Regions from separate parts of the Homo sapiens genome. Here region 1 is linked to region 2. A link is a loop called in an ENCODE intact Hi-C map of the cell type or tissue named here. Cell type or tissue: GM12878. All regions are shown on one strand. Each heading gives the region's core, and the rest is flanking DNA. Links, peaks and the distances in the headings are about the cores only.

The links. Hi-C counts contacts between places; a loop is a spot of excess contacts. Peaks named below come from ENCODE experiments on the same cell type or tissue, not always from the same donor. Only the 100,000 strongest peaks of a DNase experiment are listed, where the experiment ranks them.
Region 1: a loop joins it to region 2, with 2.3 times the contacts of the local background. A loop is called at or near these places in 2 of 110 quality-filtered maps.

What each region holds. Positions count from the first base shown.
Region 1 is chr13:101,251,299-101,267,593 of GRCh38, forward strand. It overlaps NALCN (sodium leak channel, non-selective), which reads right to left. Exons shown (of 44, transcript NM_052867.4): 11 at 7,145-7,276. Among named protein-coding and RNA genes, the nearest start is that of NALCN, 160 kb to the right of the region's middle. RefSeq lists enhancers at 6,268-7,467, 6,798-6,857. In GM12878, for the core only: a CTCF peak has its summit at 7,086; a DNase peak (open chromatin) is centred at 6,973.
Region 2 is chr13:101,748,498-101,764,792 of GRCh38, forward strand. All of the region lies in intron 3 of FGF14 (fibroblast growth factor 14), which reads right to left. Among named protein-coding and RNA genes, the nearest start is that of FGF14, 160 kb to the right of the region's middle. RefSeq lists an enhancer at 2,938-3,439. In GM12878, for the core only: a CTCF peak has its summit at 9,142 (motif pointing left); no DNase peak of the experiment used is centred there.

The DNA.
Region 1 (16,295 bases), core at 2,743-10,742, 500 kb before region 2:
TTCCCAAATATAATGAGGATTGAAAAAGTGGCACCTTAATACTTCATACTATTATAAAGCATGCATTGATATGATGAATATAGTTCTCTGTGGATTAGGGAGAAGGAGGAGATCAAGAAGTGGTACACAGGGATCTTCTACTCTACTAATGATGTTTTATTTCTGATTGAAAAACCTGACCCAAACATGAAAAACTATTAATTTTTTAAAAATCTGGGTGACGGACACACAAATATTGGTTATAATATTTTCTCTATGTGTTGAATTTATGAAATACTTTCTAATTAAGAAGGAAATAAAAGAAAGTCACAGATTTTCAAAGGATAGAAATTTCAAAAAGAAGGAAAAATAACCATAGAAAAAGAATCCTGCAAAATAATCATATTAATACACAAAGGCTAATGGTTGCTTCTGACATCATAGGTATCTGACATAAATAAGTCTAATCCTGCCCAAATCTTATTTGTGTAAAATTAATTTAGTCTCAGCACGTTTTGCTTCATCAATAATCTGTTTTAGAAACAACATTCTCTCAAGCTGTAACTTCTCTCAGCGAACTAGCACCTTGGCAGTTTATGACTCATTCCCTCCGACAAGACAACTTAATACATATTTAGTCTACCACAATAGAGAATGATTTTTAGATCTATTGGAAACACGGATTTAATAACTAAAACTGCTCATATGGATATGATGTGTTGAGACAAACACTGACTTGGAAATTGTTCTTAATTTCTTCTTGTAGAGTCACTAAAATTTCTTTGATAAATCATGTTATTGCCACAAATTTTAGGTATACACCTCACTCAAGATTACACCAGATAATCTCACAGAACTATAGCTTCTAAGAGTAGAAAGAGGTCCTTAGAGTCACACATCGATGGCCATATCTTATTTACTTTATTTACCTCTGATTCCCCATCACCAAGCACAACTGCCATGTAAGAAAGGATACTAGGCCCTTCTTCCTCTCTGTTCTCTGACTTTATAATTGAAATGAGATGAAAAATTTTATATCCATGTGAAATCTTTGCAGAGAAACTCTGAATGTATTTAAAATAAATATTTCCTGTGGGGGACTAAGAGGGCTTAAGTAATAGATGATACTTTCTTTTCTGAGGAATCTAGATCCTCTTAATAGCAGAGCTTTTTGTTTTGCTGAACAAAAAGCAAGTGAAGATGCAAGTCTGGGGGTGGAGTGGAATTGCTGTGCATGAGTAGCAGGGGAAGAGCCTGCCTGGCTGATGACAAGTTGGGGAGATATGGGAGTAGGCTGGGTAGGAGGGATAGACAGAGTTGAGGGTAAGAGGAGTTCTAGTTAATTTACTGTGGGGTATGTAGCACAGAGTCCTAGGACTTCTTTCTCCCCTCTGGCTTCATTGGAAAACATGACTGTCCTCATTAATACTTAACACCAGGAGGTGGAAGAGGATTGAGCTCCCCATTCAGATAGGTCTAGAGGAAATCAGAGAACATAGCTGGGGATAATGCTAGGGGGTGACACAGAGCTAACTTTGGGCCTCTCTGTAGGTCCGTTGCCTTCCTTGTTGTATCTCTCCCATCTGTTTGTGAGTTTCTCAAAAGAAGAATTGAGATAAAAGAAGATAAAGCTTTTAATCTCCTGTGCTGTGCTGATAAATTTTGTTAAATGTACAGTCTAATGGATACAAATACATTCATATAATAATAAGAAAAATATTGCTTATATTTTATTTCTTAAGAAAATAATATATATTTTAAAATGTAATCATGTTCATTATAACATATGATTTAATGTGCAATAATAATATATTCTCTTAGATCACAATGAAAAGTTAAAATTCTTACAGAGGAAAATAAACTTTACCTTTTTCTGTTTATGCATAGGCTACAAAAGAGGTAAACTGTTTCCTGTTTCTTAACTAATTCTAAATGTAGGTTAATTAATCCAAAGTAACAAAACAAGTCCCCAGCTTCACAACAGAAGCTAAGTATCTTAATTTATTCTTAAAGGGTGATTTTTAGACTGTGAGTTGGCTCTTAATGGGTAAAGTGCTTTATTTTAGATTTTCTAAATAATTTATTCTGGAATATGTGGGAACTTAAAAAATAACTTCTTTAAAAGCTCATGACCTGTTGTGATCCATTTTTAAAATAAACTTTTCAAAATATTACATAATGCTATTGCCTTACATACTGCATCATTATAGTCTATAAACTTGAATTGCTGTTATTATAACTATTTTGAGAATTAAATGAGACAATGAATTCTTTTAAAGCACTTAGAACATAATGGGCCCCCCAAAAATCATAGCTTTATTGTTGTCAGTATTAAAATATTTGACTTTAACACAAAATGTTATTATTTATTTGTATTTTAAATAATTGAATATAATCCAATATTCAATTATTTGACATTGCTCTCTGTTTCTATAGCTTAAACCAAGATCCATTTTTGTAAATAAAGTTTTATTGGAAAACAACCATTCTGAGACACACTCACTTTTGTACAATTTCAGAGTTGAGTAGTTGAGACAGAGAGAGGGTGGTCTACAAAAGGCAAAATGTTTACTATCTGGGTCTGCAAGAAAGAGTTTGCCAAACCCTGGCCTAAACTCAAGACATCTTTATAAACTTTATAAAAATAGAATATATTATGAAAAAGTAAGTTTAATTAAAGTGACTTTTTCACATTCATTTGAAACAAATCACTTTGTCTCATGTATAAGTTTCTGATACAAAGAGAAATGGCAATGTAATCTGAATAAAAACGAAACATACTTGGGGAAAGTCAAACACACAAAATCAAAAACAGAGTGGAACGGCCAGGAGTGATGGCTCACGCCTGTAATTCCAGCACTCTGGGAGGTCAAGATGGATGGATCGCTCGAGCCCAGGAGTTTGAGACCAGCCTGGCTAACATGGCGAAACCCCATCTCTACTAGAAATACAAAAATTAGCTGGGTGTGCCTGTTATCCCAGCTTCTTGGGATGCTAAGGCAAGAGAACCACTGGAACTTGGGAGGCAGAGGTTGCAGGGAGCCGAGATGGTGCCACTGCACTCTAGCCTGAGCAACAGAGTGGGACTGTCTCAAAAAAAAAAAAAAAAAAAAAAGGAGACAAAAACAACAACAAAAAAACCCCAAAACCTAGAGTGGAACAAATTCAGAATGCTTAAGTAGTTCAAGAGTACACTGATGGGGTCTATCTGGTTGTTTAAGTCAACAAAATCACCACTACCTAGTTTATTTATTTATTTATTTTTCCAGGATTTCAAGTTAGTTTTTAGCTGGTTAACTGATTTGCCGCTTTGTTAAGAATGAATGACATGTGGCCGGGCGCGGTGGCTCACGCCTGTAATCCCAGCACTTTGGGAGGCCGAGGCGGGCGGATCACGAGGTCAGGAGATCGAGACCATCCCGGCTAAAACGGTGAAACCCCGTCTCTACTAAAAATACAAAAAATTAGCCGGGCGTAGTGGCGGGCGCCTGTAGTCCCAGCTACTTGGGAGGCTGAGGCAGGAGAATGGCGTGAACCCGGGAGGCGGAGCTTGCAGTGAGCCGAGATCCCGCCACTGCACTCCAGCCTGGGCGACAGAGCGAGACTCTGTCTCAAAAAAAAAAAAAAAAAAAAAAAGAATGAATGACATGTTAAAAGCTGCATTCATGTAATGTACCAATGTGATGAACTTGGGAATAAGTGTACCCCTGTGAAACCATTACCATCAATGCCATTGACATATCCACCACCTCTCAAAGTTTCCTCCCACACCCTTTCTTATTATTATTGTCAGGGGACAACAATTATTGGACACATAATATATACTGAATTCCACCATCCAATCCTGTCTGTCTGTTGTTGAGGTTGTTTTTATTTTTAATATTATATAAAAAAGAAAAAAGACAAGGATTTACCAACTACCCCTGGACTCTACAATACACTTAAATAGTAACCAGTCAACTCTACAACATTCAATTATTTGACATTTTGTTGGAATTTCTTAAGGTATGAGGATAAATCATCTACCATACATAAACACATTAGGAAAGGATCAATTCTGTACATGAAAAAGTTAGGTAAAATTTACTAAAGAATTCCCTTCCCTGCTGTTGCCAGTGTGGAGGGCCTATTCACTTATGCTCCAGGACTGATTTAGTGTGACCACCTGCCCACCCTGTGCTAGATCACAAAAGCAATGTTACTGTAATCTCTAATGTCAAGATTCCCTCAGGAGCAGATGCAGATTCCTCCTCCCAGAGAGATAAGCATAACTGTAATCTCTTGTGGTCATTTCTGCTTTTGTTTCCTGGCATTTTTGCCAGCAAATCTTTACCTACTGATGCTATTACTCTTGTATCATTCTTCTGTCTCATCGATCTTCCCACTTCTCCCTCCTCAGAGCCTTGAACTAATCTTTGAGTCTCTCCTACGTTAAATAATGTCCTCTACATTATCAATCTCTGTTCCCAGAATCTACTTTCTGTCTGTGCCTCAACTGATTCTCTCTCAAATACATGAGTTACCCCTGCAGCCCTTTCCAGCCCTTTCTAGTAGAACATGTAGACGAGGAAGAGGTGCCCATCCATTACTCCTTGATACTCCTTTGCAACGTATTCCATGAGGTTAAACCATGCTGTCACCCACTCTCCCTGTAGCTGTCTTCTGTCCTTCTGTCAATCTGTTCATCAGTCACTCGCTCATTCCCCGTGACTTTGCTCCCTGACTCCACTCTTCTCTCCAAGAACTGGCCTCACTCTGAGTGACTTCAATGTCCATGTGAAGACTCAGCCAGCGCCTTAGCTTCAACAGTCGTTTCCATTTCTGCCTTGACTCCATCAATATGTTTAAGCCACCCACATTCACGTGACACCCTAGATTTTATATTTCATTACTTAGAATTACCCTGGAATTGTAAAATCCTGGACTCCACTCTCTGATCATAACCTCTTCTGGTTCTATTATTCCATCACTTTGGTGGTACCCGTCCTTTAACCATATAGAGACCATTGATCCTTCACCTTCACTCCTCCATTCTCCTCCCATTTCCACATCCAACAGAAACCACAGGGTCATCATTTCAACTCCTTTGCCAGCAATCCATCTTTTCCCCTTGTTTCTCAGTTCCCCTAACCTGAAAAAAATCCCTAAAGGTGGATTGATTTAAATGTTGCTTTTCCCTCTTCTTATACAGGGCTAAAAAGTCGCAGAGCTATCTGAATTGGTATCACTGTAAATCCATAGTCCTAAATGGATCTTTAATGTTGCATTTGCTGTATTGTTAATTTTTTGCCTAACCCCAGGCACCTCTTCCCTCTCCCCTTTCTTTGCCAACTTCCCACTTCACTGTCTCATCATCTGGCTGGATGCAGACCTTGCTTCCTACTTCCTGGGAAAAACAGAAATAACTTGATGAGGCTTCCTTCATTGTTCTTTCCCTGTGTTAGAAATTTACCTGCAAATATTAGTATCAGTCTAGGCTTCTTTCTGCTTTTTTTTTTTTTTTTGAGATGGAGTCTCACTCTGTCACCCTGGCTGGAATTCAGTGGTGCGCTCTTGGCTCACTGCAACCTCCGCCTCCCAGGTTCAAGTGATTCTCCTGCCTCAGCCTCCAGAGTAGCTGGGATTACAGGTGCCCGACACTACACCCAGCTAATTTTTTGTATTTTTAGTATAGATGGGGTTTCACCATGTTGGCCAGGCTTGTCTCGAACTCCTGACCTCGTGATCCACCCGCCTTGGCCTCCCAAAGTTCTGGGATTACGGGCGTAAGCCACCATACCCGACCTTCTCTCTGCTTTTATTGACAATCCATTCATCGTGTGCTGGATTTTCAGCAAAATTATACCTATTTTTCAGAGGCTGGGCTGGATATAATTTCTTCATCAGCCCCTGTCATTAGTTCTCCATAGCACAAAACTCTTATTGTTTATTGTTTTTTTTTTTTTTTTTTGCTAGATTGTAAGCTCCATATACCAGGTGGCCATTGGGCAAATGTTGCATCACAGAGACTGTAGCCCAGTAAAAGTTTTGTATTAACGGTATTTTGTTTCAGGAGACATACTTCCATGAAGAGGAGAATTCAGAAGCGACTACTTAAAAGTTTCTTGATATCCACGTAGATGTCTATGCTCGTTAGGTACATGCAATCAATTCTTTTTCAGAAAAGCTTGTGCGTGGGTAGACTAAATTTTTATTAACCAAATCAATTTTTAAATGTACTGAGAGAATTCTAGGAATGTAATAACACTTAATTATATGGCAAATTGATTTTTTTTATGTGAAAAATGCTTTGGTAAAAATAATAAAATTGTGACTTTTTTCTGTCTTTTCAGTTTACTTTTTCATAGGTTGGATTTATTGAAGCGTTGTACAACTGTGTATGTATACCTCACTCACACAATGAATGGGTTTCTACGTTGTCAATCAATTTTTTTGTAAATATGTAACCATTGAATTCTGAGATATATTTTAGGTAAGTTTTTACATTAAAAAAACAAAGATCTTGGAAAATTATTAAAATGCTTTAATATAAATGCAAAATGCTTATTGAAAGAAATAAAAATTAAAATATTTTAAGAATCAGGTATTAACAAAATTACCTTATCAATAGGAAGTACTATTCCAAAACTGTAATATGATATGTAGAGTGCTAGGGAGATGCTTATTTAATCATGAAACCTACCTTTAATTGGTGTCTTTAATGTAGGTTGTAACACCCGTTTCTAGAGGAGTAATTTATCATTACCATCTCTCTATATGTCCTTCCAGCCCTCTTCTACGTATTGCTGAGCTGACCAGCTTATTTATGATCTTCTGAATCTGTGCCTGCTTGTACTTAGTAGGAAACAAACTAATGTACGCTGAGAAAGGGAGAGATAATAAGAGGTGGATAGGAAAACAGCAAGATTCTAGAGTAAGACCCAGGGGAAAAGGGTTACCCTGGCAACGTGACATACTGTGAGGAAGATGACTCAGGCCCGCGGTGACAGGAAATGAATCAGGCCACACTGTGACCAGAGGAACCACTTAAGAAGCAGACAATGATTCAGCTTTGGTGAAAGTCAAGTAATGAACAGGCTACACTTCACTTTTGCATCTCTAAGAGGCACTGTCCGCGGTTCACCTGCTCCTTGCCCAGCGATCTGCACGGTGGAGAGCTGCTTACCTCCGCCAGGTAGAACTCGTCGTACTGCCTCCTGAAGTTTTCTCCTTTGTAGTAGTTGCTAGCCGCCACGATCACGTCCACGGTCACCATGCTCAGGATGAACATGTGGAAAACGGATGACCGCATCATTTTCTGAGGGGGCGAAACAGACAGACTCTTAACAAAGAAATAAACCTCATGATTAAGTGTAATTGACTTAGTCCTTGGCTGACAGCACCTTTGTGATGTGCTGCTATGCAAAACAGGGCTTCCAAGATAAAGCCATCCATGTCCCACACTGCTGAACTGGGCAGGCAAGGGAACCTTTCTTTCAGGCAGCTAAACAGTGACTAGGAAGATGGTTTCAGAGACTTTTGACTAAAAATGGAAAACATATATCATTTGTGTATGGCTTGCATCTTAATTTTTAATTGGTTGGTTGGGTAGTATTTATCCTTAATTCTGACTGTATGGATAAATGGCTTTTAAAAAGCTAGTAACACAAAACAAGTATTTCTTTATTCTGTGTTTAGGGAGAATACTGCAGATGAAAATATTTTAGAGATGATTATTATACAACTGGAAAAGTAAGAGAAACCTGAGATTTATTTTTTACTTATTACTTCCATAAATATTTGTTGAAAATTTTACTACAACTTCTAGTAAGTGACATGTACATCATACTTGCTCTCTACCTGGAGTTTTTCTAGGTGCTTTACATAAATTAACTCATAACAGCCCTAGGAACCTATTCTAATAAGGAAACTGAGGCTCAAAGAGGTTAAGTAACTTTCCCACTGTCAAACAGGGATTGAAGATGGACTCAATACTGGAACCCAAGTCTGGTCCAAGTCTACTGCCTACATTAAGATAAAGATAATTAAACATTAAAAAATAATGAGTATTATTTATTATTATTATTATTATTTTGAGAAAGAGTCTCGCTCTCTCGCCCAGGCTAGAGTGCAGTGGCGTGATCTTGGCTCACTGCAAGCTCTGCTTCCTGGATTCACGTCATTCTCCGGCTTCAGCCTCCCGAGTAGCTGGGACTACAGGCGCCCGCCACCACGTCTGGCTAATTTTTTTGTATTTTTAGTAGAGACAGGGTTTCACCACGTTAGCCAGGATGGTCTCGATCTTCTGACCTCATGATCCGCCCGCCTCGGCCTCCCAAAGTGTTGGGATTACAGGCATGAGCCACCATGCCTGGCCATAATGAGTATTATTATAAAGGTTATCATGTATTAAACGGTTACTATGTTCCAGGCCATATTATTCACATTAAAAATATTTGTGGGTACATAGTAAGTGTATATATATATATATATATACACACACACATAAATATATATATATACACATATATATTTATGGAGTACACAAGATGTTTTGATACAGGCATGCAATGGGGAATAAGCATATCATGGAGAATGGGGTATCCTTTGAGTTACAAATGATTATGTTACACTCTTTAAGTTATTTTAAAATGTACAGTTATTATTATTGACTGCAGTCACTGTATTATGCTAGCAAATAGTAGGTCTTATCTATTCTTTCTATTTTTTTTGTTCCCATTAACCATCCCTGCCTCCCCCCGTCCCCCCAGTACCCATCTCAGCCTCTGGCAACCAATCTCTACTCTCTATGTCCATGAGTTTGATTATCTTGATTTTGTGATCCCACAAATAAGTGAGAACATGTGATGTTTGTCTTTCTGTGCCTGGCTTATTTCGCTTAACATAATGATCTCCAGTTCCATCCATGTTGTTACAAATGACTGGATCTTGTTCTTTACTATGGTTGAATAGTGCTCCATTACGCATATGTACTGTATTTTCTTTATCTATTCGTCTGTTGATGGACACTTAGGTTGCTTCCAAATCTTATTGCAAACAGTGCTGCAGCAAACATGGGAGTGAAGATTTCTCTTAGATATACTTATTTCCTTTCTTTTGGGTATATGCCCAGCAGTGGGATTGCTAAATTACAGCAGCTCAATTTTTAGTTTTTTGAGGAATGTTCAAACTGTTCTCCATAGTGATTGTACTAATTTACCTTCCCACCAACAGTGTAGAAGGGTTCCCTTTTCTTCGCATCCTCACCAGCATTTATTATTGCCTGACTTTTGAATATAAACCATTTTAACTGGGGTGATATGATGTCTCATTGTAGTTTTCATTTGCATTTCTCTGATGATCAATGATGTTGAACACCTTTTCATATGCCTGTTTGTGTCATTTGTATGTCTTCTTTTGAGAAATGTCTATTCAAATCTTTTGCCCATTTTTTGATCAGATTATTAGATTTTTCCTATAGAGTTGTTTCAGGTCCTTATATATTCTGGTTATTAATCCTTTGTCAGAGGGGTAGTTTGCAAATATTTTCTCTAATTCTGTGTGTTGTCTCTTCACTTTGTTAATTGTATCTTTTGCTGTGCAGAAGCTTTGTAACTTGATGTAATCCCATTTGTCCATTTTTGCTTTGGTTGCCGGTGCTTATGGGGGTATTGCTCATAAAATCTTTGCCCAGTCCAATGTCCTGGAGATTTTCCCCAGTGTTTTCTTGTAGTAATTTCATAGTTTGAGGTCATAGCTTTAAGTCTTTAATCCATTTTGATGTGATTTTTGTACCTTACAGAGATAGGGGTTAGTTTCATTCTTCTGCATATGGATGTCCAGGACCATTTATTGAAGGAACTCTCTTTTCCCCAGTGTATGTTCTTGGCACCTTTGTTAAAAATGAGTTCACTGTAGGTGTGTGGATTTCCTTCTGGGTTCTCTATTCTGTTTCGTTGGTCTATGTGTCTGTTTTTATGGCAGTACCACGGCGTTTTGATTACTGTAGCTTTGAATTATAAATTGAAGTCAGGTAATGTGATTCCCCCAGCTTTGTTCAATTTGTTTAGGATAGATTTGGCTCTTCTGTGGTTTCATATAATTTTAGAATTTTTTTCTATTTCTGTGAAGAATATCATTGGTATTTTGATAAGGATTCAATTGCATCTGTAGACTGCTTTGGGTAGTATGAACATTTTAACAATATTGATTCTTCCAATCCATGAATATGGAATATTTTTCCATTTTTGGTGTCCTCTTCGATTTCTTTCATCACTGTTTGATAGTGTTCATTATGGAGATCCTTCAATTTTTTGGTTAATTGCAAGGAATTTTATTTTATTTGTAGCTACCGTAAATGGGATTACTTTCTTGATTTCTTTTTCACACTGTTTGCTGTTGGCTTATAGAAATGCTACTAATTTTTGTATGTTGATTTTGTATCCTGCAACATTACTAGGTTTGTTCATCAGTTCTTATAGTTTCCTTGTGGAGTCTTTAGGTTTTTCCAAATATAAGATCATATCATCTGCAAACAAGGATAATTTGACTTCTTCCGTTCCAATTTGGATGCCCTTTAATCTTTCTCTTGTCCTATTTTTCTAGCTGGGACTTCCAGTACTATGTTGAATAACAGAGGTGATAGTGGGCATCCTTGTCATGTTGCAGGTATTAGAGGAAAGGCTTTTCAGATTTTCCCCATTCAGTATGATACTAGCTGTGGGTCTGTCATATATAGCTTTTATTATGTTGATGTATGTTCCTTCTATCCCCAGTTTTGCTGAGGGGTTTTACCATGAAGAGATGTTGAATTTTGCCAAATGCTTTTTTAGCATGAATTGAAATGATCATATAGCTTTTATCCTTCATTCTGTTGATAGGATGTATCACATTCATTTATTTGCATATGTTGAATCATCCTTGTATCCCAGGGATAAATCCGACTTGGTCATAATCCACATTATTCAAATGTTATTTGTTTTATCTACTTTAATATCCACCATAGCTCTATATGGTGAGATATATTACTCACATTTCACACAGTTCAGAGAGACTAAGTCATTTTACCCTAGTCTATTTAAAGTCCATTCTGGGGCCCGCTGCCCACTGTGGGGTAGAGAATACTTAAATGGAGAGAGTGGAGGCTGAAGGCCCTGGGCAGCAGAAAGAGGAGAGAGAAGCAGACCTATGGAAAGGAACTGAGCACAAACAACACACCACTGAGCCACATCTGCCCAGGGACTAGCGCCACCACACATCCTCTTTCTGAGGTTTCATTTCTTCTGGGTATTTATTAACACATGCCCTTACTGTCTGGTCTGACCTGAGAATCCTTTAGTCCTTGCAGCTCAAAGAGCTATTTTCCTTAGCTGTGGATTTATGTCTTAAGCAAACTGTTATTACTAAAATGGGGTAAGAGAACAAGAACTGCCTCTTCTGAGCACTGCCAATGTCTCCATGACTCTATGTATGTGTTTCATGGGGTCTTCCTTATCCTACATCAGGTGCTCTGGGCCAAACTGCCTGGAGCCGTAACTCCACCACTTACTGGCACTGTGGCCCCAGGGGAGTTACTTAAACCTCTGTTTTCTCATTGATAAAGTGGAGAAAATAGTACCTACTCCAAAGACTTGTTATTAATTTTAAATGAGTCAATATATGTAAAGGGCTTAGAACAGTGATTACACTTACAAATATTCTACAAAGGTTTACAGAAAAAAGGAATGCAATTTTGTGAATCAAGCATTTTTCTGTTCGGGAATGAGAAATTAATTACCCGAGGTTGAAGAATTAATTATGTTGCATATCAGACTCAGCCCATAGTCTAGTGAGGTAAGTAACATTGATAAGGATCTAATAATTTGAGACATGCCAGTGACATCGGGAAAGTAGACTTTTATTAAGGCTTCCTGTCACCGTGGCTATTGATGCATATCCGTTTCCCTTTGACTTTATTTTACAGGTAATACAAAAATCAAATTCCAGAGCTGCCAATCAACATGTTTATATGCACATCAATTTACTTGCAGAAATGACTGACCTTCATAACACAGATAGGCAAATCATCTGGCACATTTCTATGCTCATTAAAATTTTTATTGTTATTTAGTCTTTCTTGCATTGTGAGAGTTAAATTCCATTACTATTATTCCTTTTCTATACTCCTTTCAGCATAATGTTCTATTAGAAATATTTCTGCTGATTTCCATTTCATCTGCATGGCAGAAAAGCCACAACTTTCTTTTTCTATTTTCCTTAGCTGTGGATTTATGTCTTAAGTAAACTGTTATTACTGAAAGATCCAAACAAAGCTTTTAGCCATGGCTGTCAGGAAACTTTTAAATTGGTTTTGTAACTGTCACAGCTTCACTTTGGTGCTGTCATTATAATTAGGTTGTTTTTTGTCTGAATGTCTACATGTCCCTGTTGGTTCAGAGTTATTAAAATAATCACTTACAATGGATTTTGATACACTATAATCACCATTGCTTAGCTGACTTTCTCCAAAGCAGTAACTTTCAAATATTAAATAAGAATTAAGGTGATAAATATGTGCAGTACCTACATTTAAATATTAAAATCAGTAACTCCAGCTTTAAAGTTAGAGCTAGTGGCATGGCCCACTTCAACTCAATTCACTTCAGCCAGTGCTTGAAACTGGCTATCAGTTTCTTTAATGTAAAAAGGCTGATGACATTACATTTAGATTCATCCTTGTATCTACAGGAAAGTCCAAATTTATACTTTTCAATTTTTTATTTTCTAATAAAAATTAATATAAAGGAAAATGTTAAAGCTGAGTCAGTACCACAAAATATTATATGACTTGAGGTCTTCACAATTGCATTATTTAATATGGATGCATGATCTATCCCTCTACCTATCTATGTAGACAGATGAACACATACATCTCTAGTATATGTGTATGTGAGTACATACATATGTGGATTCACATATGTGTGTGCATATTCTTTTTTATTTATATATTTTAATATAAGGTCCTTCAGACTCCACATACACATTTGATTTTTTAAAGTTTCCTTTAATTGCAATGTCATTTTGGTTTACATTTTTTAAAAGCAGAGGAGTTTTGGATATGTTTTTAGTTTGGCTTTGATCCAAAAATTACTTATCTGTGTATATGACAGCTGGAATTTTCAAAATACAAAGAGTCTATACTAGATTAATCCCCAAGGCAGCATTATCTGTCAGGAATGAGCATTGTTACTCAAAGTGTGGTCCCTGGACCAGCAGCAACCTGGAAGCAATTATTAAGAATGCAGGATCTCAGGCCCCATCCCAGGCCTACTGAATCAGAATCTGTATCTTTAACACGGTTCCCAGGTGATTCGTGAGCATGTTGAATTTTGAGAAGCACTGTTGTAGGGGATACTCCTTAATAGCAGGCTGCACTGGGTGACCTATAAGATTATTTGCAACTTCACAGTTTCATGATTCTAAAAGTCTATAATGACTAGAATAGAATACCACAGATGCTGGCTGGAATGTAATATGTTGGACTACACTAACATAAAAATGGCTGCCAACCTTGTCCCCATACCCCAACTCCATGGTCAAAAATCAACTAAATCTGTTTGGCTTCATAAAAACAAAAGCATGTGTTAGTTTTGCAACCATTTGGAGGCATTATAAAGACATCATTACAGACTCTCATAAAGTTAAGAAATGCAAATGCAGGTGGCCTCCAGGATGTGAAAAAAGCAAGGAAGCCATTTCTTCTCCAGAGTCTCCCAAAGCAATGCAGCCTTGTTGATACCTTGTGTTTAGCCTAAGGAAGTCCATTTTGGACTTCTAACTGCAGAGTTCTAAGAGAATACATGTGTGTGGTTTTAAGTCACTGAATTTGTGGTTATTTGTTACAGCAGCAACAGGAAACTAACACAGCATTGTCAACGATTTTGACAGACACCAGCTCAAACTGTCTTGTATACCAGCTCAAATCACCTTCTATGAAACATGATTGTATAAAAGTGCCCAGGGCTACAAAATGGTACCTGACCATAGGGTTCCACACAAGGTGACTTGCCAACGTGGGGTCTCTGTAACTTTGACAACTACAGATATAAAACTCATAACAGCAACCAACGCTTTCATCTTGCTTTGTGTCCAAAAGTGTAATGAGACAATGAGTCTGGAACAATGGGACTGAGTCCAACCTCAAGCAGAACAACAAGAAAGGTCACTTTTTCCCGCATTGATTCTGAGTCCTGCCATGAAAGCAAACCTCCCAGGAGACTGTGGAAGTCTAAGCCAAACACGGGGAGGGCTTCTCACGCAATTAAAATGGACACCAACAGGATGGATTATTGAAATAAGAGCTACTGTTTTCTGGAGTGCTTGGTTTGTGCCAAGATTCATTCCAAAGATGTTGCTTGCTCATGTAATAACATCTTTAATCCTCAACAACTCTGTGAGGTAGATACTTTTGCATCCCCTTTTACATATGGAGAAACAGGCTCAGAAAGTCTAAGTAGATTTCTAGGCCCACAGAGATAGAAACATCTTAGACATTGTGAGCCCAAACCAGGTAGTCTCTTGCCTTGTATCAGACAGTCAAAATTCATCAGTCAACATTGCTCTATATATTAAAAAAGAGTGACAGCAGCTTCCTCACCAAGTATTTGTGGTTGGATAGAAGGTATAAGTACATGAACCCTAAATCTGAAAGCTGAAGACAATCTGTTTTTCACAGAAAGATTTAAGATTGCCATGGTTTAATGGAATATCAATTTTGAAGACAGGATGAACTGAGTTTAAATCTTGTCTCTGTGCTGGATTTCACCTTTCTGTGACTCAGTTTTCTCACAGAGGAAATGAGTATGATGACATCTACATCTTTTGGCTGTAAAACGAAAATAAATGAGACTTCAGTGTAGAGTCTAGCCTGCAGTGGACACCGTGTGCTCTGTAACTCTCATTATTTCAGTCTTGGAAAGCACTCTAAGGATTTGAAAGTAGAGATGCAGTCAGTTGCTTACAGGGAAGGCCTGAAGGTGTAACATAAGAAATCAGGTGGAAGAGATTAGTAATCTTGAAATGGACCGTGAACATTTATAAACTTTCAAAATGATCTAAAGCTATCTTATCTTTTTTTGTGGTATAAATGCTTAAGTACTTCATAAAAGCTCTTTCTATTAAATTTCTCCAATAATTTTTCCTATGAAACAGTAACTTAAAGATTCTGAAGACTGTAGGCAAAGAGACAAAATAGTGGTCTCAGAGGTTGCAATAAATATAAATTAGGATAATGAATAGTACAGCTCAGAAATGAAATCTGTCTTTAAATTGCTGCTTGAGTGAGTAAAACAACTCAACTTAGTAAAACAAAGTCTCCTCCACTGAATACTGCATCAGCCATGTACTAAAACTTGTGTTTTAATTGGATTTTGAAATAAACTTATTTGGAGAACAATGCAATTACATGATGAAATTCTCAGAAACCATCTTGCATATGAGCCATGAACATAAGAACAAGGACACAATGTAAAAGACCAAATGCATAAAACCTAAAATAAATCTCCCATTTGCAAGTGGGACATCTTTTGCTTCCCTTATTTAGAAGACATCTGGATATTCATTACTTCTACTATCAATGTACACAATTATTCTGTCCAATACAAAGAATTTATATGAAAAAGGTAACACTTATATCAACACTGAAAACATAACCAGTGGATATCCTTAGAGACTGCCTTTCCCATCTGTCTGTTCCTGATGCGTCCTTAGAGAGTCAGGACAGAAGGGAATCCACATGTCCATCTCCACAAAGGTACCAAGAGCCTATGATTTCAGTGGACACCCTGCCAGCTGCCACGCCCTATCAGTGGCTGGCTCTCTTTATTGGAATGGAGAGCCGAGTAAGGGAATCCTGGACAGACCCTTTATCTCTAGGCCATGTGAGTATAGCTTTCACTCTACTCTGTAAGAGTAAGGTTAGATGTGAAATCACAAATCAACAAACACATGTGGATGTTATTTTTTTCAATCACCAGCTCCTCTTGACTTTACAACACAAACTAGATTTTAACAAGAAGGAAAAAGCACCAGTAATGGCTGGTGTGAAAGAAATCACCTCTAAGCAGGATTGATTATGATGCCAAGCCAGTGATTTTCAAATTCCTCTTAGCCTGTGTGAAAAAACCCAGTGGCCTCCAATTGAATTCACCTCCCTGTATCCACACATCCTTGGCAGTATCCTCCACACCAACTCCAGACTCAGCCATGTGACTTATTTTGGTCAGTGAGATGGTAGCAAAGGTGAAGTAAGCAGAGACTTGGAAAATACTTGTGTATTAGAAATTACTCTTGCTGCTCTT
Region 2 (16,295 bases), core at 4,567-12,566:
AGGGGGACGACAGATAAATTCTTTAATGGGTACAACGTACACTAAAAGCCCATACTTTACCACTATACAATACAGCCATGTAAAAAAACAGCAACAAAGAAAAACAGTACTAGTAGCCCCTAAATTATACAAATTAAAAAACAAAAAATAACAAGTGCTGTCAAGTATGTGGAGAAATTGGAGTCTGTGTGCATTGTTTGTGGAATTATAAAATCTTGCAGCCACTAAGGAAAAGAGTATGGAGGTTTCTAAAAAAAAAAAAAAAAAAAAAAAAAAAATAGAATTACTATATAATCCAGCAACTTCACTTCTGAGTATATGTCCCAAAGAATTGAAAACAGGGAGTTGAAGAGATACTTGCACATCCATGTTTACAACAGCATTATTCACAACATCTGAGAGGTGGAAGCAACCCAAATGTCCAGCAATGGATGAATGAATAAACAAAACTTGGTAGGTACACACAATGGGATATCATTTAGTTTTTAAAAGGAAGAATTCTGATACATGTTACATGAATGAACCTTGAGAACATTACGCTAAGTCAAATATGTCAGTCACAAAAAGACAAATACTATACAAATCCACTTATATGAGGTAACTAAAGTAGCTAAATTCATAGAAACAAATTAGAATTGCGGTTGCCGGTGGCTAGGGAGAGGAGGAAAGGGAAGTTGTTTGGTAGGTGAAGAGTTTCAGATTCGCAGGGTGAGATTTCTGGAGATCTGATGGACAGCCATATAAATATACCGAACAGTATTCAAGTGTACATTTAAAAATGGAAAGATTAAGCAAACTGTGGTACATCCATACCATGGAATATGACAGTAATAAAAAGGAATGAACTATTGATACATGCAGCAACATGTATAAATCTCTAGAGAATTATACAGAGCAAAACAACAATAAAAGTCAATCCCAAAGGTTACATATTGTCATATTTCATCTATGTAACACTCTTAAAATGACAAAAATACAGAAATAGAGAATAAAAAAGGGTTAAGATGGTAAATTTTGTATTTTTATCACAATTAAAATTTCTAAGTATGCAAAAGGAAAATAAACCCTATTTTACAACCTCCATGTTCAGAATCCAATGTTTTCTCTACATGTGTGTTAGGGTTAGGAGACACGTTTGACTTTTTGTCTATATAAATCTATATAAAGATTTGGAGTTTAGCAAATGTTGCATCTGAGAACATTTGTTACTTTTCAAACCAGAATTTTATTTGCCCTTTCTTCACATGGACTTTGAAAAATACAGTCCAACTGAGAGCTTCCTATCAGATAGTTTAAAAAATTATAAACTATTGTGAAATAATTAAAGAGATGACTACTAAAGCTGGTGTTTGCTGTGATCTGACATGTTTGTGTCCCTCCCCAAAATTAATATGTTGGAACCTAATCCCCACTGTAATGGTATTTGAAGGTGGGGCTTTGGAAGGTGGTTAGGCCATGAGGATGAATCCCTCCTGAAATGGGATTAGTGCTCTTATGAGGGACTGAAGAGACTGGAGTTCTCCCCTTTCAAGTGAAGACACATCGAGAAAACACTGTCCCCAAACCAGAAAGCCCTCATCAGATACCAAGTCTTCCAGCACTTTGATCTGGAGTTCCCAGCCTCCAGAACTGTGAGACATATATTTCTGTTGTGTATAAGCTACACAGTTTATAGTATTTTCGTGTAGCAGCCTGAATAGAATAAGATCATGTCTATGGTCAGAGCACAAATAAGATACAGCAATCTTTACACTTACTCTGGCTTGTGCAACAATGTTATGTATCCCAGCATATAACTGCCAGAATGGAACATTCCAGACTTACTGATATAGAGCACTTGACTATATTTCACTATACATACAGAATGACAAAAAAAAATGCAGGATGAACTGACAATAACCTTTAAGGATGAAAACAAACTGCAAGTTATAAAAGTTTTTAAAAATAGTAGTACATACACAAACACATATTTTGAGGAAAGGTTCCAATTTTGAGGGATGAATGGCATTCATCCATCTTCTTTTCTGCTGGAGAAGTCTTTGTGAAGGAAAATAATATTGTGAATAACAGGAGTGACTGTTATGTGATGTAGAAATGAAAATGAAAACTAATGCAAACAGTAACTGGGAGTGATGGGGCTAGTATGGTCACCAGAAAAGATAACTGACCATAGGATCTAAAAACCTTGATCCTTGGTGTTTACTCAAATGAGTTGGAAACTTACATCCACACAAAAACTTGGTGTAAATGTTCATGGCAGCTTTATTCCTAATTGCCAAAACTTGAAAGCAATCAAGATGGCCTTCAATAGGGGAATATACAAACAAGCTTTCCAGACAATGGAATATTATTCAGTGATAAAGGAAAATTATAAAGCCATCAAAAAATATGAGAAACCTTAAATGCATATTACTAAGTAAGAGAAGCCAGTCTGAAAAGCCTATACACTATACGATTCCAACTATATAACATTCTGGAAAAGGCAGAACGGAGACAGTAAAAATATCAGTGGTTGCCAAGGTCTAGAGGAGAGGGGGAGGGTGGAGAGAGGGAGGGATGATGAGTAAGTGAACACACAGGATTTTTAGGGCAGTGACACTATCTGTATGTTACTATAATGGTAGATACATGTCATTATACATTTGACAAAACCCATAGAATGTACAACACCTAGAGTTAACTCTAATGTAAACTATGGACGTTAGCTAATATTAATTTATCAATATTGGCTCGTTCATTATAAAATTTGTACCATACTAATGTAAGATGTGAATAAGGGAAATAGGTGGAGGGAGGGATGGGAGCAAAAGGGGTTTATGGGAACGCTCTACTTACTGCTCAATTTATCTGTAAAGCTAAAACTGCTTTTAAAAGTTTATTAATTGAAAAAATTAAAAGAGAAATTTGACTCAGGGTGGAGGAGGATGTTGGTCTGGAGGCAGAACTGTCGTAGGTGCTGCAAAGGCTCCCCCACTGATGTCTTAATAAGTTCCACAGTAGGAATTCTCAGCAATTATGCATCAGGGAAAATACATACATTAAGTTTCCAAGAACCACATTTAAAAGCCCAGGTTGACGAAGCAAAAATGGAATCTCTAGGTCAGGAGTGAGAAAACAACAAGCCCTTAGGTCATATACAGCCTGCCAACTGTTTAAGGAAAGTATGGTTGGAAGACAGCCAAGACCATTAATTTACATATTGCCTAAGGCTGTTTTTGACGTCCAAACGCAGTGGAGGAGTAGCAGTTGAGACCATCTGACCCACAAGCCTAAAACACTTAACTTGCACTTTACAGAAAATGCCTGCTGACTCCTGCTCTAGTTCCTATTGGCTAAATATAGCATTCATGGGATTCCCTAATGTTATATATAAAAAAAATAATGCTGAGATGTGGAAACCTTCTCTGGGGGAAAAAAACAAAACAAAACAAAAACAAACAAACAAACAAAAAAAACAACTCCATCCTTGGACACATACCTGTGAGAATATGAGATTTGCAGAGACTACTGTGGAGAATTTTTTTTTCTATCTGATCTATAGAGGTAACATAATATTCATGTTGATTCATTAAAATAACTCAATTGTGAAACAGATTAAACAGCATTCTACACCATATATTTTATTTCACTTTTAATTATCACCTTTGATACACTTTAACTCCTATCAGTAAATATGAATGGGCACATTTTAAATGAAGTCTGTAAGTAAAGAAATATCAACCATTAAAGAGAAAAATAGAAATATGAAGTACTTGTTTTTGCTTCACTAGAAATAACATCAAAAACATGTTTATATCATCTTTATCTTTTCAACAGTCTAATGCACTGTTGACCAGAGAAGAATGAAATAGTTAGAATTTGATGTAAATGAATTTTTAACATATTCTATACAAATTTTAATCAGTTGCATAAAATACAAAAGAACAGTAATCTACATGTATAAAATACAAACAAGTCTTAATATTGTGAATGATGATATTAAACTAAAAATAATATTATGAATGATGATATTAAATGAAAGTACTTGGCAAAGTCAGTCTCTGTATCATTTCAGAATGCTTTTAGCAACAAGGGAATTGTAGCTGAATTTGGGATTTCCCAAACTGCATTGGCTTACGCAGTGGAAAGTGAGCCCCTTTCATACAGAAAGTCTCTAAACCTTGGTGCTTCTAGTGTTAGATCAGTGCCTCTGAGTTCATCAGGAACTCATGTTCTCTCTATTTTTTCCCTTCTGCCATTCTAAGTTATTGATGACGTTCTCGCACATAATGGTTGCTCTAGCTCCAAACATTATATTTTCATAGAACAGCATCCCAAGTAGGCTAGAAGAGGGCAGGGCCAAAAAATGGCTATCTTTTTGGAAAAAGAAAATAGTTTCTCAGCAGCTTTCTAAAAAATATTATTTATCTTAATGTTCAGAACCAGGGGCACATAACCACACCTAGACTAATCACTGGATAAGCGAAGTGGGGCTGCTATGACAGATATAAAAAGTGAAATGTATTAATCACAGTTTAATTATGGTTTGATAATTGTTTAGTAGCCTTTAACCAAACATCAACTTCCAGAATTAGGACATATGACCCCCTAATAAAAGCAGGTTCTGTTAGTGAGGATGAAGGAATTCTTTTGGAATTAAGGTAAATTTATCTTTCTCTTGCAACATTTTAAATATATAAGTGATATATATTTAATGGTATGACCCAATTAAAAAATATGACATGCAAATGCAATTCAGTAATACCACATTCCATATATTATATATGATCAAATACACACACACACAGACACACACAGACAGACACACACACACACACACACACACACACACACGGTCTGTAATTTGAATGGTGGTAAAAGAAGACCTAAATTCTATTTTAGTTCCACCTTCTCAACTTAAAGTCTTAAAGTATTTTGTTCCTAAATATTGATTTGCTTTTTTGGATTTTGTGGTTTGCAAATTTTTATTGTTGTCATTGAAAATGTAATTTAAACCAATATTTTTCTTATTAAAATTTCCTTGTTGGCCAGGCGCGATGGCTCACGCCTGTAATCCCAGCACTTTGGGAGGCTGAGGCAGGCGCATCACCTGAGGTCAGGAATTGGAGACCAGCCTGATCAACATGGAGAAACCCCGTCTCTACTAAAAATAAAAATCAGCTGGGCGTGGTGGCGCATGCCTGTAATCCCGGCTACTGCAGAGGCTGAAGCAGGAGAATTACTTGAACCCGGGAGACGCAGGTTGCAGTGAGCTGAGATGGAGCCATTGCACTCCAGCCTGGGCAACAAGAGCAAAACTCCGTCTCAAAAAAAAAAAAAAAATTTCCTTGTTTATCTCAACAGTGTAGGAGAGTTTCTGGTACTCGTTATTGAGTAAAAGCTCAAAAAACATCCTTTAAATGCCAGGCAAGGAGACCTATGTTTGAAGAAAGTAGCCAGATGAGGCCATTGAACACTGCCCATGAAAAAAACAAAAACAAAACAAAATAGAAAACAAAGTAAGAAAGCGGCCAAATCTGGAGACCACGTATGCCCGCGTGCCTGGAATAGCCATTTCTTTGCCTTTTCGTGCTAGCTAGATTACTCTTAAGAATGTTTTGAGGATGAATGTTGTCATCTTCCTAGTTTGGAGTTGGATTAGGTGTCTCCTAGGCTGTTTCTCTGGCTCCCTGAAGCTCCTCAGCTGCTGGGGCTCCTAGGGGCTGATCCAGGGTGCCGCATGGTCACTGTTTCAGTGCAGATGGTATGGACAAAGGAGCCATCCACCCATGTGTGTTTCCTCCTGCCTTAATAAAAAAGTAGAGAAAAGCCAGCTTCTTCTTTGTTGCCAAGAGTTATCACAGAGCTCTGCTCAGACAGTATCTTTCCCTGTTGCTCTATCTTTGTCAGTGTTTCTAATGTGTTTAAGCCATATCACTAGAGTATACCTTCATTTTAACAATAACAAATGGCCAGGTGCAGTGGCTCACACCTGTAATCCCAGCACTTTGGGAGGGTGAAGCAGGTGGATCGCCTGAGGTCAGGAGTTCAAGACCAGCCTGGCCAACATGGTGCAACCTCATCTTTACTAAAAATACAAAACTCAGCCGAGCGTAGTGGCATGCACCTGTAGTCCCAGCTACTTAGGAGGCTGAGGCGGGAGAATTGCTTGAACCTGGGAGGCGGAGATTGCAGTGACCCGAGATCACACCACTGCACCCCAGCCTGGGTGACGAAGTAAGACTCCATAACAAAAAGAAAAAAATAATAATAATTTCTTAACAAAAATAGTTGAACAGTTCCTGTGATTTCCATTCTATAAATGGAGAATCTGAAAATCCAAAATACTCATAATAATGATGAAGAGGAAGATGACAGTTATTAAACTTGGAGAAAAAAATCAGTTCTCGGTTCTCATTTAACTGTAAACTAGGGTTAAAATGCTAAGTAGAATACACTTCCTAACAGAAATGGAAGTTAAATGACATATCTTTTTGCCTAAGAACTTATACGGCATATCAACATTGTTGCAAGAAAACAGGAAGGAGTAAATATCTAAGTATGTACATATAAACTTATACAAACAAATACTACAGAAACATTACTATATGTGATATAGTAATCATAACAATGTCTGGAAATATCAAACTTTGGGTTAAAATTACTTTTGAGTTTAGTTCAAAAGAATGCAGAGAAGACATTCTAGAAATACTTAGAATAGCTCACGTTAGCTACGTTTTTTCACAAAGATGCATAACATAAGAATAAAATAATTCTCACTTCACACTACCCACCCTCTTAATCCTTGTATATTCTTTCCCAATTTTCTTTATGTCTGTCAATTGCCTCTTAAACTTTACGTTACACATGAAGAACCAGAGGCGAGGCATGGTGTTTCATGCCTGTAATCCCAGCACTTTGGGAGGCTGAATCAGGATTGCTTGCACCTCGGAGTTTCAGTTTGCAGTGAGGTATGATCACACCGCTGCACTCCAGGTGACAGAGTAATACCCCGTCTCTTCCAAAAAAAATGAGTAAATAAAAAATAATGATCAAAAGAGTTGGCTAAAAATAAATCAGATCAAATTTTCAAGGAATTCAGAAAAATTGGGGTAATTTGATCTCAAACTGGAGAGAGAATTGAAGAAACTGCCTGAATTGCTGTTCTCCACATGGACAGGACTGTCATATCTTATCAGTTGACAAACAATTAGGCATATTTGTCATCTGATTAGTCTGCAACTGGTGGGAAAGTCTGAGTGGCTTCCTCATGAAGTAATTGAATTGCATTTTTTCTCTTTCAACTCTAATTTGCAAAGGAAAGTTTAGCCCCATGTCAGCTTTAGGCTGGGTTAGTGATAAGAGTATATGCTTATTCTCAACCCACATACACTTTTCAAGAACGTCTTCTATAGTTTTAAAATGGGAGTTTTTTAATTAATGGAAAAAGTACCTAATCTTAAAGACAGGAGTAGCTATTCTCAGGTAAATAATACATGAACAAGAGAGATTGTAAAAGTTATTAGTGTAGCTCTTCCCAATTCTATATAAAAATCATATGCCATTGTTACAGATACTATTTTAGTACGAGAGCACAGCAGGCTGAATTTTCTTGGAAGAAAGGTTTCAATTCAGACTGCAACCTTCCTTCAAAAATACAATAATGATAAAGCCACCCATCCTTCAAAGACTTACCTTTTTCCAAAGTTAATATCTCCTTATGAACTTAGATTAAAGTTAAAAATTTATTTTAGACTAATTCATGCCACATAAAACCTTTCTTTGTGTTTTAATAGAAATGCATTTTTATAATATGCTATTTTTCTGGCTTGTAGAGGTAGATAAAAATGAAAGTCATTTGTACCTGAGAATCCAAGTTTAATTGCCGTAGTCTTGTTTTGCATGAGTTTAGTTGTTTTTTTTATTTGTAAGATAACCATTCAGTGTTCTAGAAACACTCTTTAAAATAGTCTTAAAGCCAGGCACGGTGGCTCACGCCTGTAATCCCAGCACTTTGGGAGGCTGAGGTGGGCGGATCACGAGGTCAGGAGATTGAGATCATCCTGGCCAACATGGTGAAACCCCGTCTCTACTAAAAATACAAAAATTAGCCGGGTGCGGTGGCACATGCCTGTAATCCCAGCTACTGGGGAGGCTGAGGCAGGAGAACTGCTTGAATCCAGGAGGCGGAGGTTGCCATGAGCTGAGATCGTGCCACTGCACTCCAGCCTGGGTGACAGAGCAAGACTCCTTCCTCCACCACCAAAAAAACAAAAAACAAACAAACAAACAAACAAAAAACTGTCCTAGAAAAGAAGCAAATAACAGTTGAATCTACATATTTTCATACAATTGGCACTATCCTGAGCCCAGATTTTTTCTGTCAATAATTATTAAAGATCAAATTTTAAAAAATTAAGTTAGTATAAAAAGTGCTCAGAATACATAAATATTACTTGTATTCATAGTGTTGCAAATTTTGAGTTGAAATTTTAAGTACTACAAAAAAATATTTATTGAGGTGGTTTTAAGAATAACATTGAACTCTGATATCAAACCGAGAGATTTTAGCAGAGGAGTTATAACACAAATGTTTTACTTTCTAAATCTGAACTATAAAAGATAAACCAAATATGGTGTTCAACATTAATTTCTTAAGGTTGACCTAAACTGAGCTCTCTAATTACTATGTGAACATTTGGATTTTCTTTTTCTCCTTTGGTATCTAGAGAATATGTTTGTCTTATTTCTAAATCACCATATAAAACTTAACAAAGTCCTATAGCCTTTTGTTTGCTTGTTTTTATGAAACAAATTTGGGGTTCTATTTTCTCATATGTTTAGTTGTGTGTGTCTTTTGGGAGAAAAGGGGGGAATATATTTTGAATTGGAATTGAAGCAGATAATTTTAAAATTCAGAGCTGAATTTATTAATAAGGAATTTTATCCTAAAATACAAACTGAGAAATTTGCAATAGCTTGGTTTTAAATATTCCCACAAGACTAATAGATTATTTAGAAATTGAAAGTTATTAATTATTCATGTAAGAATCACTTCTCAGCCTCTCCTTCACCTTGAGTAAACAGTTATACAATCCAATTTTATGAGATGGCTACAGAAGATGCCCTTACTTTATATGCACCCTGATTTAGATAAAGGTCACCCTCTAGTGGGGTTGATATGTATTTCAATCTCAAACCTCACTCAATTGCCTTGCCTTTGAATAGCAAAATGATTGATTTTGAAAACCAAATGCAAATCCAGGTTCAGGGATTTTTATCAGCGTGTCAAAGATGAAGAGATACAGATTATTGTATTTAGCCCCAGGAAACTGGGATTAAGAAATTCAAAGACCCACTAAGCTTATTAATGTCATGTTAAAGTCATTGTGAATACCTTAAAGTGGATTTAAATGACAGTAGAAAAGTAAGTAGCCTGGTCCTAATTTCTAAAATGGAAGAATAAAAATCTGCCATTTTCCTGGTTAAGTATCACAATTTTAGAACTTCTGCATCCCATTTAGAACTTATATATATAAAACATCTAACATGACTGCTTATATTGTAGGCAACCTGTGGATTCTCTTGAAGTTAAACAATTAGAAAATAAGAGCAGTGTTTGTAAATTAAATATAAGCTCAATAATATGCTTACTATTTATTGAACACTTACCTTGAACTAAGTGCCTTTTTGTACATTATCTTAGTTTTATAATGACAACAGAAAATAATCTAAAGAAAAACTATGAAGGATCAATTATCATTGTTTTATTCAGACAAGGAAATGGAAGCTGAGAGCAGCAGTTCTAACTTTAGCATGCATCAGAATCACCCAGAAAGCTAGTTAAAATGTAAGTCTGGGGACAGAGTAGGAGCGAGTTTGCATTTCTAACAAGTTCCCAGGTGATGCTGATGCTGTTTGTCTAGGGACCACACTTTGTAAATCACTGCACCAAGTTAGAATGCAAATATGGCTTTTGCTAGCAAATTCCTTCAGTGTGAGTATGATGAGCACTTGCTAGTAGCTTAATATATTTTACTCTTCTGCCCTTGTAGAGCATAACATGGTAACTATGTGGACCTAGTAACAATAAAGATACAGTAACCATAAAGACACAATAACTAAATAATTGCAGGGCTTGCTTGGCACCCAGAAATCTAAACCTAATACTTTCTCTTATTTCTTGACCTAACTTTCTAGTTCTCTATGTGGTTGGCAACAAATCGAAAAAGTCCATGAAAGGATGTAACATCCTACAGGAACATATGTAGTGACTGAGTATAGATCAGCAGTCCTCACAATTCAGTGTGCATTTGTATCTGGGCCCCATGAATTTCAAATCAGCAGTTCTGGGTTGAGGGATGAGGTATCTGCTCTAATAAGCACCCTAGATGATTCTGATGTAGGTGTTGTTTCCAACATGCTTTGAGACAATCTGACTTAAAGATTCAACAGATGTTTGGTTGCTTCTTCCATGAGAAAACAACAATAACAAAAGCACCTTTTCCATGAGAGATCAAATTTCCAACCAAATCTTGGTTTAGAGCATGCCAGAGCTCTGACTATGACTGCTTTCTGAGTCAAGTGCAGAACAGAGCTACTACTGCACAGAGTTATCGTGAGTATTGTCATTTTGACAATTCTGCATCCAAACACACGTTGATTTGGGTAGAGTCACAAGACAGGTGAGAGGTAAGAGCCTATCCCTAACTTTTCTGTCCCCTTCCACTAACCCCAGCAATTAGGGAACCGTAGATGATGTCATGTGGCCAATGAGATGCTCTCAACTGGGAGTCTGAATCTTGAGGGGGTGAGGCACATATATATGTACATGTATTAGGGAACCTGGGATGGAGTAGAGAATGCAGTGATGAATCCAAGAGTGATCAGGATGGCTAAAGATCATAACGCATCAGTGGGCAATAAGCAGTTAGCGGAGGTGGGGCCAGTGGTGCAGCCCATGCAGACTGTATCTGGCTGGGCTATTTCTCTTCTCTCCCATAGTAGCTTGGTTGCCTGGGATTCATACAGATTCTCTGAGTGCCCATTACCCTTCCGACCCATTGTTACGATTCTTAACATCTGATCCCTAGGTTGGAAAGACAGGTTCACATCATTCAATGAATAACTGTCTCACCTATTTTAATTTTACATATGACCTTCTTACTGATGTGACTCCTGGGAAAATAACTTAATCTTTTGGGCTTCAGTTTGCTCAGCTGTAAAATTAAGAGGGAGGAGGCAATGTTCTCTATGGCACTTCTCAGTCCTTAAGATCCTGTCCTATTTAGCCTTATAATAGTCTTTGGGTGGGAGCTATTACTGTAGAGAAAAGAGGATCAGATTTGTTATCTAGCCCTTTTCTGCAGAGGTAGAAATGGAATTTAGATAAATGAAAGGATCAGCCTGGAAGTTTCAGAGGCTGTTTCCCTCTCTTCTTATAAGCTAAACTTAGTGGCAGCTAAAAAACCTAATAAACTCCTAAGAGGAAAAAGGATTTCCCAACTGACAGAGAAATCTTGTGTTTCTTCATCTAATACCAACCCCTGAGCCTGCAAAAAATAGGGGTGACTCCAATGGTCTTTTCCGCACAGAATACAGTACTAGCAACTAAAGAGAAAATCCACTTTTTCATACAACATAGGGTAACAAAGTATCCTTAGATGGAACTATTTTTGATGGAAACAAACCTGAGTGAAATATGAACCAGTACGTGAGAATGAAAGGCAAGACTATTCCTATCAGATTCTTTGAAAGCATTTCAGTTCCTAGAGTCTGGGAAATAAAATATATCTATTTGGGGCTTACTCTACGTTCACTGCTTCCTGTCTAGCTTTCACCCTCTATTAAAAAGGCTTTTGTCTAAGACCTTCACTTATTTGGTGACTTAATATTCACCCTATCAATACCTATTGTTAAATGATGCCTATTCACATGATAATTTTCAGAGTCACAAAGACTGTCGCAGGGAGAGTTAAAGTGGCAACAAAATCGATGAAAAGTAAGCATAAAGTGCACTTTGAAAATGGCTTTCCAGTGTTTCACGTGCTCAAAGAACTGTTCATGCTGTTCCCTTGATCAAAAGCCGTCAGTGGCTCCCCATCCCTTAAACTGCTTTTGGCATGTGATACTCTGAAATTGCCTTAACCAACCACCTCATCCATCCATGTACTCATTCAAATGGTAACAAGTGCTTACTGAGCATCTATTGCATGCTGATCACCTGATATAGTATTTTCTTTAATTCCTTCCAGCCTCCCTGGTATTCCCCGTCTTGCTTCCATTACTTTATTTTTCTCTTCCCAATACCCACTGATTTTTGAAACTTATTTGTTTATGATCTGTCTTCTTCCACTGGAATGTAAGTCCTAGAGTAGCCTACAACAGGTAGACAATGAGCATTTGTCTAATAAATCTAAAGCATTTAAAAATATTCAAAGTCAGCAGGCTTAATATTTTGTAGAATTAATTACTCTCTTGAAGGATGAAAAAAAAAGTATTACTTCACCTAAATACCCTATTAAAAATTTAATCCTTGGATAAAATTCTAATACAGTAATCTTACTTTTCAAACCAAAATATTAATTAGGCACACTTCTTCTCCAATTCCATTTACTAACAAAGGTTATAAGGCCCAATGCCTTAAATTAGAGACATTTGTCATAGTAAAACAACAAAATAATGCTATGTGATTCTATGTAGTTTACATGTAAAAATAACTTTTAGCTTTATATAATTTGCGAACCTTCAAATAAATCACAGAATATGCAGGAGAAAACACAAACCAGATTCTTTAACTTATATACTGCCTAAAAATGAGGAAAAATGAGACATAATGACACACATAGATAGAGATTTTCTTGCTAGTTGGAAAACTCAGATGAGAAAGTTATACCACAATCTATGTTGTATTTTGGGGTATTTTAAAGACCACAGTGACTGCTGCCTGTCACTTGGCCAGTCAGGGGAAAGTTCAAAACTTGGACCCCACGTGACTGTGGGTCTCTGTCAGCAAGTCCCCTTCTACTGTTCTGAGGCATGCAGAAAGGTCGACTATAGACAAATGCTTATTTAGGTTTCTTGGTCAAGTTAGCAGCAATGACTATAGTTAACAATAATATATAGTTTCAAAGAGCACCAAGGAGGATTTGAATGTTCCCTACACGAAGAAATAATAAATGTTAGAGATGATGGCTAGGCTAATTACCTTGATCTGATCACTGTACACTATATATAAAAACATCACTATGTACTCCATGAATATATACAATTATGATTTGTCAATTAAAAAATTAAACATTACAATTTATCAAGAAAACAACGCTTGTCCTCACTAATGGCAGTTGGGTAGGCATTTCTCTGCCATTATTCAGTTCATAATCTAATGGCTTAAAATCACAATTAAAGGCTCCCATCTCTGGGAACACAAACCAACACAAGAGTCCCTAAGAGAGAGGCCGCCAGGGAGTTAGAATTGGACAGGAACCAGCTAATTCCAGCCCTTTTTGATTCTGCTGATTTTGATATCTGAATACTAAGCAGTATAGGTTGATGATCTGTGTAGCAACCATGTGAGGTACTGTGCTGTGCTGTGAGTAGCCTGCTCCATTGATAGAGACTTAATAAACTTGGTAAAGCCAAAATCCAAATGGTAGGAGCATTTTGTCTGATTTCTAGTAGCACTGTTAAACATGCTTTGGAAAAGCTTGGAGGGATGTGTGCCTATGTGAAAGAGGGTTAAGCTACAGAATGCTGCAGTAAATCTTGCCTGGCAATGCAATATTTTGAAATAGCAAGACACAAATATGAAATTGGCAATATATGCCTTCAGCTGGATAAGTGTTTCAGTGAATTCTTCTAACCCCATTGTGCAAAATCCCAACCTTCGGACCGAGTTTAAGATTCTAAACAAGAAACTCACACATTTATTATATCAAAAATACCTTTGTCAGGGGCATTATATTCAAGTAAATCAAGCAAAGGCATAATTGTCCTTCTCACTCTATCTGCTTTGAGCTATCCATTGAAAGACTAACAGGAAATATATACTTAGGTAATACATATAAATATAATAACAATTCAGTCAGTTGTTGTTGGTCTGAGTGATTATGTAACGTGGGTCAAGAAATGAAACAATATGGCAAAACCAAAATAGCTGGCCCATCGGCATTGCTGCAAATGCTCCCTTAGTTGAATGGAGATAACCATAGTTCAATCAAAATAATTGTAAGTTTGCCATCTTTCTTTACACTTCAGTATTAAATACCTGCTGGGAACCTGAAATAGGCCAGTTTTCCTTGAACTGTATGGAATTAGCAATTGTCACATTTCATTTTTCCAAATCCGTATCATGTCAAATCCTACCTCCCATGGTGTCACATTTTTCCCTCTTGCCCAGAGGAATATTTTCATGCTAGTCAGTAGGTTGTATTTAGGCAGGCTCTGACACTGCCATAGGGAATATCAGTGCTGCACCAAACACACACCCTGCCTCCAGCATCCAGCCTTCAGCCCCATCATAAAAAGGTCAGACGCCATCTTTCAGACCACTAACTGCCATTTCTCTTTATCATCACAAGGAAAGGCAAACATAGGGTTTGTTGGAAGTGTGTAGAATGCACAGAAGTAAGCAAATTTGGCCTAATGAGTTTGGCAGGGTTGGAATTAGAGAGAATAGAGTGTGATGAAGTGAAAGGCACAGCACAGAGACCTGTGATTACAGTTAGAAACACCATTTTACCTGTGACAAAGTCAAAGATCACAACATTCTCCAGTCAGTCATCCCCAGCTGTGGTTAGGCCAGCTGTAAGGCAAGGGGTGCTCTCTGTAGCACTGATTGGCATAAGATTGGTTGTCTCAGGTGGCTGGAATGTACCACTGTCAATATGTAATGTACTCAACCCATGGGATGGAATGAACAGTATTTTAAGGACCTAGTTCTTTTTTTCCTAATAAGGAAATACCACTTTAATGACAAGATTGAGACAGGCATAGTGAAGGAACTTTGTGTGTGGAGACATCAGGAGTGAAATTTGGTCCTGTATTTATGCATTTCCTTTTCCTCTCTAGCGTTAATTTGAGGTAAGAAACTTAACTTCCTGGCTGGGCATGGTGACTCATGCCTGTAATCCCAGCACTTTGGGAGGCCAAGGCAGGTGGATCACCTGAGAGTAAGGAGTTTGAGACCAGCCTGACCAACATGGTGAAACCCCATCTCTAGTGAAAATACAAAAACTAGCCAGGTGTGGTGATGCACACCCGTAATCCCAGCTACTTGGGAGGCTGAAGCAGGAGAATGGCTTGAACCTGGGAGGCGGAGGTTGCAGTGAGCCGAGATTGCACCACTGCACTCCAGCCTGGGCAACAAGAATGAAACTCTGTCTCAAAAAACAAACAAACAAACAAACAAAACTTAACCTCCCCAGAGCAGCAGATTGAGACTGGCATGGTGAAGGAGCTTTGTGTGTGGAGACATCAGGAGTGAAATTTGGTCCTATATGTATGCATTTCCTTTTCCTCTCTAGTGTGAATTTGAAGTAAGAAAGTTAACCTCCCCAGAACAGCAGCTGACCAAAGTGGCAGAAGCTAGTAAGAAGTCTGTCCCCTGGGGCACAGGGATCCATCACTGACACTGTTAAGAATTGTTGGCACTGAGTGGAAATAAAAAGCACGGTAAATTTTAGTTGGTTTTATTATTCTTATTTTAATACTCTGATTCCAATATACTTTCTTGTTGGCTGAACCCTGGGATAGTTTCCGCTGACCCTCTGCCCCTGCTGGAGGTCTCTAAGCTTCAGTTCACTGATTTGCGTATGGCAATTTCAGCATCTGCTCCTACTACCCCACAGAATTGTGAGGATCAAGGTAGTAATGGGTGAGAAAGTGTTCTGTAATTGTCAAGCAAGTTGCGCAGTTAAGCACATGATTATCTGAGGTGTGGAGCAGAGTGAATGTGATGGAAAATTGAACCTCACTGGTGATCTCCCAACTCTGTCTTTGCTCTTGCTTTAGAATTATTTTCCCTAACCCACAAGTGTTGCAGAAAAGGGGCGATTAACAACAAAATGAGATTCACTAGTTTGAGCATCAGCTTGTTTCTTCACTCTCCCTGCTTATTCTGAGCAGTTTCTCAAGCTTGGCATGATTGGCCTTTTGGGCCATGTCATTCTTTGTCATAGGGCTATCCCATACGATGTAGGCTTAGTGGGATTCCTGGTCTCTACCCAGAAGATTGCACCTCCCCCACCACACCCAAGCTGTGACACAATGGCAAGAGGTACTGAAGTTAAGGAAGCCGGAAAATTTTCAAATAGTCT